Linked DNA regions of Homo sapiens: region 2 is linked to region 1. A link is a contact called in ENCODE Hi-C or POLR2A ChIA-PET data. All regions are on one chromosome and are shown on one strand. Each heading gives the region's core, a stretch centred on a gene start or an enhancer-like site at or near the end of the contact. The rest is flanking DNA. Distances are from core to core; before and after follow the strand shown. Region 1 holds the start of EXOSC2 (exosome component 2). Region 2 holds the start of TSC1 (TSC complex subunit 1).

Evidence for each region. A loop is a pair of places that touch in the nucleus more often than their neighbours do. ChIA-PET counts read pairs that join two places held with the same protein, here RNA polymerase II (POLR2A). Pooled maps may share reads with other maps.
Region 2: a map of CD8-positive, alpha-beta T cell shows a loop between it and region 1 (5-fold over the local background). The contact joins the promoter of TSC1 here to the promoter of EXOSC2 in region 1. A Hi-C loop is called at or near these places in 2 of 168 maps with a recorded cell type or tissue (CD4-positive, alpha-beta T cell and CD8-positive, alpha-beta T cell) and 7 of 50 pooled maps. POLR2A ChIA-PET finds 5 or more read pairs at or near these places in 2 of 52 experiments (activated B cell and activated T-cell).

What each region holds. Positions count from the first base shown.
Region 1 is chr9:130,689,694-130,695,029 of GRCh38, forward strand. EXOSC2 (exosome component 2) reads left to right here and starts at 4,087. Exons shown (of 9, transcript NM_014285.7): 1 at 4,087-4,220. The coding sequence starts at 4,099. RefSeq lists an enhancer at 4,150-4,339.
Region 2 is chr9:132,940,530-132,945,865 of GRCh38, forward strand. It overlaps TSC1 (TSC complex subunit 1), which reads right to left and starts at 4,087. Exons shown (of 23, transcript NM_000368.5): 1 at 4,014-4,087. MIR548AW (microRNA 548aw) reads left to right here and starts at 5,178; the gene lies at 5,178-5,242. It also overlaps a transcript of GFI1B not described here. RefSeq lists silencers at 3,695-3,754, 3,815-3,874, 4,405-4,484 and enhancers at 3,959-4,692, 4,005-4,304, 4,665-4,804.

The DNA of each region.
Region 1 (5,336 bases), core at 2,837-5,336:
AGGAGGTGATGTTTGAGCAAGCCATGAGTGAGGAGAAGGAGCCAGCCACACAAAAGCCTGGGAGAAGAGAATTCATGCAGAAAGAGACCAGAGTGAAGGGCCCTGGAGTGATGAGAAGCTTGGTGCTGTGGAACCGAGGGGAAGCCAGCTAGTCTTGAGGCAGGAGAATAGGGTCTGGAGGCAGGGAACATAAGGCTGATTCACACTGACTTTCTAGAACTAAATCAAAAGGAAAACCCCAACTTTCCACGTCCAAGTAACCAAAGGACCAGAGGCTACTCCCTTTGCAATCCCAGCTTTTCTGTGTGCAGATGAAAAACTGAAAGTACCTCTGATTGCTCCCTTCCCACTACCAGTCAGGCTGGTAGGTGGCCAAGTCTTCATTTGCATGGGAGTATAACTTTGTAACTTCACTTCAGCCTCTGATTGATAACTTTCCACAGCCAATCAGACATTGGCGTAGGGTGTAACTTTTAACTTCAGCCTCTGATTGGCCACTTTCCACAACCAATCAGACTGATCACGGGCCACTCCTTCATTTACACAGGGCGTACACCAAATAACCAATGGGAAACCTTTAGAGGGTATTTAAACCCCAGAAACTTCTGTAAGGAGCCTGTTGAGTTTCTTTGCTTGAGCTGTTCTTGCCCTGTAGAGTGTACTTTCGTTTTCAATAAATCTCTGCTTTTGTTGCTTTATTCTTTCCTTGTTTTGTCTGTATGTTTTGTCCAAGACGCCGAGAAGCTGGGCACCCTCCACCGTTAACAGTCCGGCTGCAGCATAGTGAGTAACGCAGTGGGTTAGGACGAGCGTGAGGTCAGAGACAGGCAGGAGTCAAGAAGTGCTGGAAGCAGAGAAGTGATTTAATCTGTTTTTAAAGCTCTCTCTGGCTGCTGTGCGGAGATTGGATGATAGGAAGGACAAAAGTAGAATTAGGAAGACAAGCTAGGAGGTTATCTCCCTGGTAAGAGATGCCGTTGATCAGCCTGGGGCAGTGGCTGCGGAGATGCACAGATGTGTGGCATCAGTGAATCTTAGACCTTTTCCGCCATTGAAATTACATAGGGAGTTAAAACACGCACAGACTTCTGGACCTTACCTTTGCAGAGCCTTGTGAAAGGCAAATAAATCTTGGGGCCCCAAAATCACTAAGCTAAAGGGAAAAGTAAGTCAAGCTGGGAACTGCTTAGGGCAAACCTGCCTCCCGTTCTATTCAAAGTCACCCCTCTGCTCACTGAGATAAATGCATACCTGATTGCCTCCTTTGGAGACGCTAATCAGAAACTAAAAATACAAAAAATGCAACCATTTGTTTCTTTTTTCTTTCTTTTTTTTTTTTTTTTTTTTTGAGACGGAGTCTCACTCTGTCGCCCAGGCTGGAGTACAGCGGTGCGATCTCGGCTCACTGCAAACTCCGCGTCCCGGGTTGAAGCCATTCTCCTGCCTCAGCCTCCCGAGTAACTGGGACTACAGGCACCAGCCACCATACCCGGCTAATTTTTTTTTTTTTTTTTTTTTTGTATTTTTAGTAGAGACGGGGTTTCACCGTGTTAGCCAGGGTAGTCTCGATCTCCTGACCTCGTGATCCGCCCACCTCGGCCTCCCAAAGTGCTGGGATTACAGGCGTGAGCCACCGCGCCTGGCCTCAACCATTTGTTTCTTATCTACCTATCACCAGGAAGCCCCTTCCCAGCTTCGAGTTGTCCAGCCTTTCCAGACCGAACCAATATTCATCTCACATATGTTGATTGATGCCTCATGTCTCCCCAAAATGTATAAAACCAAACTGCGCTCCGACCACCTTGGGCACAGGTTGTCAGGACCTCCTGAGCTTGTGCCACAGGCACATCCTCAATCTTGGTGAAATAAACTTTCTAAATTAACTGAGACCTGTCTCAGATATTCGGGGTTTACAGCCTCAATGCCTAAGGAATCTATACTTTTTACAAGCCCCCTGGGATGTGCTGCTTCGTCTCCGGGTACCCACTTGTCTACTGGTCGTAAAGGGGTAAGTGTGGCCGGGCTTGGTGGCTCATGCCTGTAATCCCAGCACTTTGGGAGGCCAAGGTGGGCGGATCACTTGAGTTTAGGAGTTCGAGATCAGGTTGGGCAACACGGTGAAACCCTGTCTTCACAAGACAAATACAAAAAATTAGCCGAGCCTGGTGGCATGTGCCTGTAGTCCAAGCTATTCAAGAGGCTGAGGTGGTAGGATTACCTGAGCCCAGGAGGACGAGGCTGCAGTAAGCCATAATCGTGTCATTGTACTCCAGCCTGGGTGACAAAGACTCTGTCTCGAAAAAAATAAAAATAAAAAAAGGTGCGTGTGATGATGCAGAAAGAGGAGCACTGGGGATGGGAGAGGGGGAGTCCCTGTCGTTTTGGATTCTAGTCCCAGTTACGGGTCTGTTTGGGGGGCTCGGTGGCCCCAAGTGATCATCAGGGATAGCAATGCCTATCTCGAAGATGGGCTGAAAGTGAGGAATACATAACATAGTATTTGTAAAGCACTCAGCAAAGGACCAGCCGAAGCACTCGGGCTATTTCTGGTAAAGGGTGCAGGCTCTGGGGTAAATCGCGTGCAGTTGGAACACACATCGGCTTTGCAGCCATCTGCTAATGTGAATTCCATTCCTTTTGGGGCCTCGATTTCCTCCTCCATAAACTGGTATCCACAATGCCAACCTTGTGAACGCTGTGAGAATGCGCGGGGTAAAGGCGACGTCTCTCCCTCCCGGGAAGAACTTGGATGGTGTCAGGCCTACACTCTCGCTCCGCCTAGGGCCGCTCGCTGGGCCTGGCTCCCCGGCTGCCGGGCTACGCGAGCTCAGAGGACACCATCGCCCTCTTATGGCCGCGGCAGGACTGGACCGAGGGGCTGGGCTCTAGTGCCTTCCTCCAGGCACGGCAGAGGGCGAGGGTCTGGCAGCCCGCTTACCCAGGGCCTCGGGGCACTAGCATTCATGTCATCGACTGCCTGGCAGGGCTGGCTTTCTTAAGTGTGGTCGTGAGACTTGCTTAAGTGGAAGAAATGCTGTCGCTTTGGAGATTTATAAAACAATTGGCTCGATGGATCTTTCTTCAGGAGGCGGACTTGGTTTACCGGCTTTACTGACCACAGCTGATGCCAATGATTTCATTTAATCGTCTTTAGAGTCCCTGTGCATGGGGAGTTACCATCCCCAATTAGTTTCTTGTGAATGCAGGGCAAGGAGAGGGAGAGGGTAGTGGGGGACGGGGAGAAGGGGCGAGGGGTACCCTCCTATTAAAACGGAGCCGCAGAAAAACCCACAGAGACATCCGTCTGTTCCCCGCTGAGTCCTTAGAACAGCGCCTGGCACACAGAGAGCGCTCAACTCGCTGTGTAACTAAATGCAAGCCAAGATCTTCGCATTGTGTGTGCTCTTCCCTTCCCTACCAAATATACCTGGCTTGCAAGGTTTGACCTGTTTTCTTAGACGATTTTTAACTTGTTTCCAAAAGAAATATTGGAGTAAATTAGCTTGTTCAAAGGAGTCCTTATGAAAGGACAGAACCAAGTGAGAAGTATCTGGAGCCCGGTTTGGGGTTATAGATGATGATGTTGAGCCAGCACCCACGGGGCGGCCGCAATGTAGAATCCTGGCGCTACTGGGAACCGTGTGGAAAGGGGCTCTTCTTTCTGTTCAAATAGTGTTTTCTGTAGATCCCATCTCTCCATCCTCCTGAGCTCTCTCTTACAAAATATCGGATTTCAGCAGCTTAGAATTGGACAGAAACTCAGAGGTCCGTTTCTCAATTATCTCTAACCCTGGTAAACAATAAATGGGATGATGAGTACAAGACAGTTTTGGTAAAAAGTCACACGCCACACAACGTGAGATTTTATTATTCCACGGGTGCTTCCTTGCCAATAGTAGACATGGCAGCTCGGCTCCCTTCCCTTCGGGTTCGCCTTATTGTTGCCAATTGTAAACATGGCCTCTAGGCCGTGAGTTCTCATTGGCAGCTGCTCTGAGTCCCCGCCCTTCCCCGCCCCTCCGAACGCGGCCTGGAGTTGTGGAGTCGGATATCGCAGCTCCCGACTGAGCTGCGCCTGCGCAACTCATTGGCGCCAAGATGGCGATGGAGATGAGGCTTCCAGTGGCTCGCAAGCCTCTTAGCGAGAGACTGGGCCGCGACACTAAGAAACATCTAGTGGTGCCGGGGGATACAATCACTACGGACACAGGATTCATGCGGTACGTGGGGACTTGGGGGAGTCGAGGCTTCAGAGAGCGGCTTCAGGGCTCTCTGCACGTGGTCCAGGCCTCGTATCCCTGTGTGTGTAACTCCCCGCGGGACCCAGGGCACTTCGTCTGAGCATCCTACACACCTCGCTTCCGAGCCTCGTGCTTCTTGCTCCCTGCATCTTGTGTGTCCCCGTCTGCATTTGTCTCAGCTCCCTGAAACCCTCCACTCCTGACCTCCGGTGGCTGTGACTTTTGGGTCTTCTGCCTGAAGTCCAAATCTTTGATCCTTCCTTGTGGGAGACCTGGAAAGCTGGGGAGGGTTAGGTGCAGGCTCTTTTCCAGTTTTCAGCTCTCTGAGGGGACGGTGGGCGTTCTTGGCTGCCTCCTCTTCAGTTTAGAATCCGTAATTGTTCGATCTTAGGGCAAACAGTTACATTGTGCTGCATGCACCCATTTATACACATTTTGAATCTAAGGGGTGTAGTGCAGTGTATTGTGGTTAAGAGGGAAGGCTCTTGAGTCAGACAGTTGGGGTTCCGGTCCTGCTACCATCACATCTTATTAGCGGCATTGCCTCTCCACGGTCAGTTTCCTCATCTGTAAGATAGTGATAATAACAGTATGATACGGTAATGAGGATTAAATGAGACAATTATGTAAGAAAAGAAGTAAAACCAGCCATTATATCATCATAGATAACACTAGTGTTTCAACCTTTATTATTATTATTTTTTTACTTGTATATGTACAAGGGGCACAGCATTCATAGCATTGCCCTTTAACCTGTTAGTTTAAGGTTAGTGGATACCAGGAAATTTTTTTTTCTTTTTTGAGACGGAGTCTGTCTTAGATCAGTCGTGCGATCTCGGCTCACTGCAACCTCTGCCTCCTGGGTTCAAGTGATTCTCCTGCCTCAGCCTCCTGAGTAGCTGGGATTACAGGTGCACGCCACCATGCCTAGCTAATTTTTGGTTTTTTTTTTTTTTAGTAGAGACAGGGTTTCACTGTGTTGGCCAGGCTGGTCTCGATCCCCTGACCTCAAGTGTGATCTGCCCGCCTCGGCCTCCCAAAGTGCTGGGATTACAGGCATGAGCCACCATGCCTGGCCCCTAGGAAATCTTAAGA
Region 2 (5,336 bases), core at 2,837-5,336, 2.3 Mb after region 1:
AGATGAAGCAGTTTATCACAGTGGAAGACTAAATGTTTGGGCTGTGGAGTCAACCAAAAAGGTTCATATCCCAGCTTAGCCACTGAATAAGTGACTATAGGCAACTTACTCTAAGCCTGCTTCCTCTTCCTATCCTGCCTCTTAAGGCTGTAAGAAGTTAATGGGGTATCAGACATGTAAAATACCACAGTGTTTGGCACATGAGTACTCAAAAAATATAAACTTTATTATAACAATATTACTACTTCACAAAAATGGATTGCTGGGTACATAATGCTTAGCAGTCTATCCATTTAACAACTGGTATTTGAAACATTGATACAACCATTGTATAACTTAAAATGGATACAGTTCAAGTTTGTTACTATGCTCTGTGAACTACTCAAAGTAGCAGAGTCTTAATGATTGCAGACATTAAGGTCACTGCCTCTGTTCTTCCTACAGCTCCCCTCTGTGTCTTCCATCACATCACCCACAGAAGGGCAAAACTGTCCTTTGTTACTCCAACACTTCTGGGCCTCTACTGCCATCATATTTACTTAAGAGAGTGACCTGTGAGTTGTAGGGCAGTAACTACTATGCTTTATTTTGGACTAAAGCATGGTTTTTAAGACATTTTACTTATTAGATGTAAATCTGAATTCATTCAACCGTAAAAAGTATTGTTATCTTTTGCTGATTCCATGTTCATAATAAAAGTTAGCACTGAACGAGAGAAAGGACAAGAAGAAACTGACAAGGTCCTGAGACAGTGTATTTTATACACAGTATATAAAATTTGCATTTTTATTCTCTCCCATGAAAACAGACATAAAGTTACTAATTTCTAGCAACTACAGTCTTAAAAAGTAAACCAGAGAAAGAATAATCTCAAACTGCTGACAGTTTACCTCTTTCAGATGAATTTAAATGGAGAATGAGTATTTCATGCTACCCAAATTATATTAGTTACCAATTCATGATCTGAGATTAAAAAAAACAAACTCAGTGTTTGAGTGTATACTACATATACACATTTCAAGCAAACAGCCACAGATTTTAACGCTATTAAGTACACTTTTCTTTCACGCCTTCAGCTACTTAAATGACAAAACCAATGCAAAGACTAACCTTTCAGAGATTTATAATATGGGAAACTTATAGGGAATTACCTTTTCAAAGAGTATTATGATGTAAAGGAAAGGATAAATGATAAACAGATCTTCACCCAACAGGGTAGGCTCAAAGTCACCAATTTGCTTGGTTTTTATAAAACCATTAACAGGTTGACTCAATCGATTTAGTCAGAATATTTAAATGACACCCCAAAGGACTTTAAATCACAGAAATGTAGGCCTAGAAATACTCATTAATTTACATTCCAACTTTTACTTCACAGATGAAGACACAGGCTCACAGAACTTAAGTGACCCACTGAAGGTCAAAAGCTATCTGACTCTCTAGAAAAGCCTGAAATGGTTGAGATATTGCTATATTTGGCTCATCGGCATTCAAGAATATCCAATTAATTCCAGGAAAAGCTAATTTTAGTTCACTATGGCCCTGGAACCCAGAAATAAACATACCTGTAGCCAAACAAACTTCAAATGAAGACAGAGCTATAAGAACAAGTCAGCTCTAATTCAGAGCCCAAAATTCACCCACCACTACACAAATAAAAGGCTACAAGCTATTTTAAGAAATACCTCTGTGATAAATAATAAATGAAAATAGCCAGAATGATACTTGAAGCCAGTGGTCCTCAACCTCCGGTGCACATAAGAATCAGTCTTCTTCCAAAATATATATACAAGGTGTCCGAATATGTAGGTCTACCTAGTATAGTGCCAAATATCTGTACATCAAGGTTCTCATGAGCACTAGGGTTTCAGATCTCGTTTCCACCAAGTTCATTATTCTGCAAACATTACATATAGAGGTATATATTAGATTTGCCCTAGTAAGACTGTTAAGTTTCATCTCACGAATGAAACCAGGCATGCACAGAAGGCATCATATTACACCACAACAGTAGCAGTATCAGTTTTTACTCTTAACCCAGTGAGGAAGAGGACAACTGAGTCACAGGACCTGAAGCACTCTAATTTTATGGAAACAAGAAGGCTGGTAGCCACCTGCTTTCTAACCAGGAATTTAGGAACGTACCAAGTGTTTATGACACCAGGAAATGCATGCAGCAGAGAAAGTTTACATCATCTGCCCTTCTAGGCACGTGATATAAGAGTGTTTTGGATAAGATATTAACTTTAGTAAGAGGATATTTTCCGTTTACATCTTCTATAAATACCCCTTAAGTTTACACCAGGTGGTTAGAGGAAGATTCTGCAGCTCCCTAGGGCAATAGCAAAGAATGTTTCACTGTTTCTGAGGAGCCTCATTTGCCTGATGCATGACTGTTAAAGGTGCATTTCCCTACACAACCCTAAATCAGTTTTCACATTTGCATATTCCAGATTTACTCAGGAATGTTCAATTTAAGAATCACAGGTGGTTGCTCGGTAAATCAAAGGCTCCCCAAAGATTAGGTTTTATAATGCTTCCTGAAATTTACAGCTCCACTTTGCCGGCCTGTTTGAATTCAGATGACTCCAAGTTGATCCCAAAATTATAAATCAAAGTATCTCAGAAGAGTATTATTCTATTTTAGCACTTTTATAGCTTACTCTATGCAACGTGAAGTGTTATTTGTATGCTTTCTATTTAAAAAAAAAAAAAAGCCAGCAAGGATTTTAGCAGGACTTCTTTCTTCAGTAAACTCATCAGTTTTATTAAACTATCAAATACTTTTTAGCCTAATTTAGACTAACAAGTTCACATGCACAACACTGCCATCCCAAACAAAAGCTAAGGCGGATAAGCCAAGTGCATCCCCCCACTTCAACATTAAACAGACACACGTGCATAAACCTTGGCTAAATGATAAATTTTAATCACTTACAGGCCAGCTTTGATCAAATAACAGATAAATTTAAGAGTCATATCTTTGGAGTCAGTCAGATCCCAGCAGTTCCAGTCCTGGCTCAGATACAATTGGGGTGTGAACTTAGGCAAAGTACCCTGCTCTCTCCGGGCCTCAGTTTCTTCATTTGAGAAGATTGGAGGTGTTAACAGTGGCTGCCTCTTCTCTTTGTCGTGAGGACCAAAGGAGATAATGACTGCCAAGCACTTTCACAGTGCCTGGCACACAGAGAGCACTCCATTAACGTTAGCTGTTGTTCTTAGGAGGACCGCGTCCCCTCCCAAGTCCTCACCACACATCCAAAACACACAAAGCAAAACTCTTTAACAGGAAACACAAAGAAAGAGCTTTAATTCTACAAGGTCCCTCCGATTGCAGGCTCTTCATCCTCCAGTTCCTCAAATGAATGAATGAACGCCTAGGAGGGGCTCTGCAAATAGCTGTCTCTTAGGAATCCCCTTTGCCCACTTTAAGGTAACTGTCTTTCACCACCAATTAAACACCCACAAGTACACCCAGAGCGAGTCATGCAAATTTCAGCGGAGACACCGAATCCAGGCGAGTCCTTGATCCCCACAGGCGACCTCCATTCATTCTCCACGCCCCTATACCCCGACCCCTCTCTTTAAGTTCTGGGACCAGCCCCACCCTCGCGACCCTTCCCCTCCCGCCAAGCGTCTCTACCCTGCCCTCCGCACCTAGCGTGAACCTGTCACCCCACCAAGTGAGGGACTGACGAAGGGGCCCACCTCGCCCCTGCCCGAGGGACCGAGGCCCAGGGTGCAGCCGTCCCCTCGGGGGCCAAGGAGGGGCGAAGTGCTCCGTCCGGCTCGCCTCTCCTCCCCAGGGACCCGCCAGTCCCGGCCGGGCCAGCCGGAGATAGCGTGTAATAAGAGGGAGGGGAGAGCTCTCCGAACCCCCCTTCCCCGGGATCCCTACCAAGCAAGTGAGTCTCTTGCTCCAGCCCCTCCGAGCCTCCCCGGCTGGAGTCATGGTGCCGGGGCTGCCCCAGGAAGCCCCCATAAAAAGGAGGGGGAGACACCCCCATACTCACCCACCGTCTCCTCCCCCTCAGCTGTTTACCTCACAGTCCCTCCAGCCTACAGGGCGCCGCCATCTTGGACGTACAGCACCTCCCCCGTCGTGAAAGGGCCAAGGCCGACGGCGGCCTCCGCCACGAAAAAGAGTCCCCCTCCGGACCTCCCCTCCTTCTCGAAAGGAAGGATAGACGGCCGCGCTCGGCAGCCCCGCCGGAAGGAAGAGGCTCTTCCACTCATAACTGACGATGTGGGTTGGACGAGAAAAAAAGTAAGGAGGGTTTTTATGGAGGGGGGCGGGGCCGGGCGGAAGGATCCGAAAGGAGGCTGCGAAGAGATCTTGTGACTCCGCGAAGGAGGCAAAAAGAAGGGCCGGCGCGGCGGGAGGAGCCACGCGAGAGCCCGAGGGGGCGGGGCGGGCGGTCACGTGACTGGCGGGCGGGGGGACGCGGCGGAGAGGCGTAAACAAGCTGGCGGCGCCTGGGTGTGGTTGGAGCGCCCTGCCCCTGCCCCCCGAGTCGTTTCTGCCCTTCGCTTGCGTGGCGCCCTCCGAGGGTCTCTCTGTGGGCGGCCTCAGAGCAGCGATCCTGTTTCCCAAGGAGCTGCTGGGGCCCGCGTGGGTGAAGGGCCTGCTTGGGAGCTTTGGAGTTGCAGCTCACCTGGGAAGGGGCGGAAAGCTGCGGGCCAGGGCAGCCCTCCTTCCTGGGCTAAACATTTTCAGAAGCCCGCCTCCGGGATTGCGGGGGACCCCCCTGGCTTCTGCCTTCAAGTAGCTCACACTTCACACCTACTCATGACATCTAGGGGAAACCAGCCCTAATAGGAGACAGCTTGAAAATCAGAACGCCTTATTCCGTTTCCTGCTGAAACAAGGCTTTAAGTCCTCCAAGCCTCAGTTTCTTCCTCTGTGAAATGGGCATAATGACATCTGTGACGTGAAGAATCAAGGAGATGAAGTATGGACAGCGTTTAGCCCAGAGTCCTGCGCCTAGTAAATGCTCACTCACTAGATAGGTGGCCTTTATTGCGAGGCTGAGTATGATGGGCTCCATCCAGCACGAACACAAAGCCCTGTGAGAGGAGGCAGAGTGAGATGAAGTCGAACTGTGGGATATGAAAGGCATTTTGAAGGAGTAGGCATCAGGTTGGGTTTTAAAGGAAATGTAGGTTTTGTGAAATACTAGGTCGGTGCAAAAGTCATCACGGTTTTTACCATTAAAACCGCGATGACTTTTGCATCAACCTAATAGAACCAGGCGAGGCGGCTCGGGAGAGAAGGCCATTCCAGGCAGAGGGAACCAAAGGAGCAAGAGCCTAGGGGCAAAAAAGTGTTGGGTGAG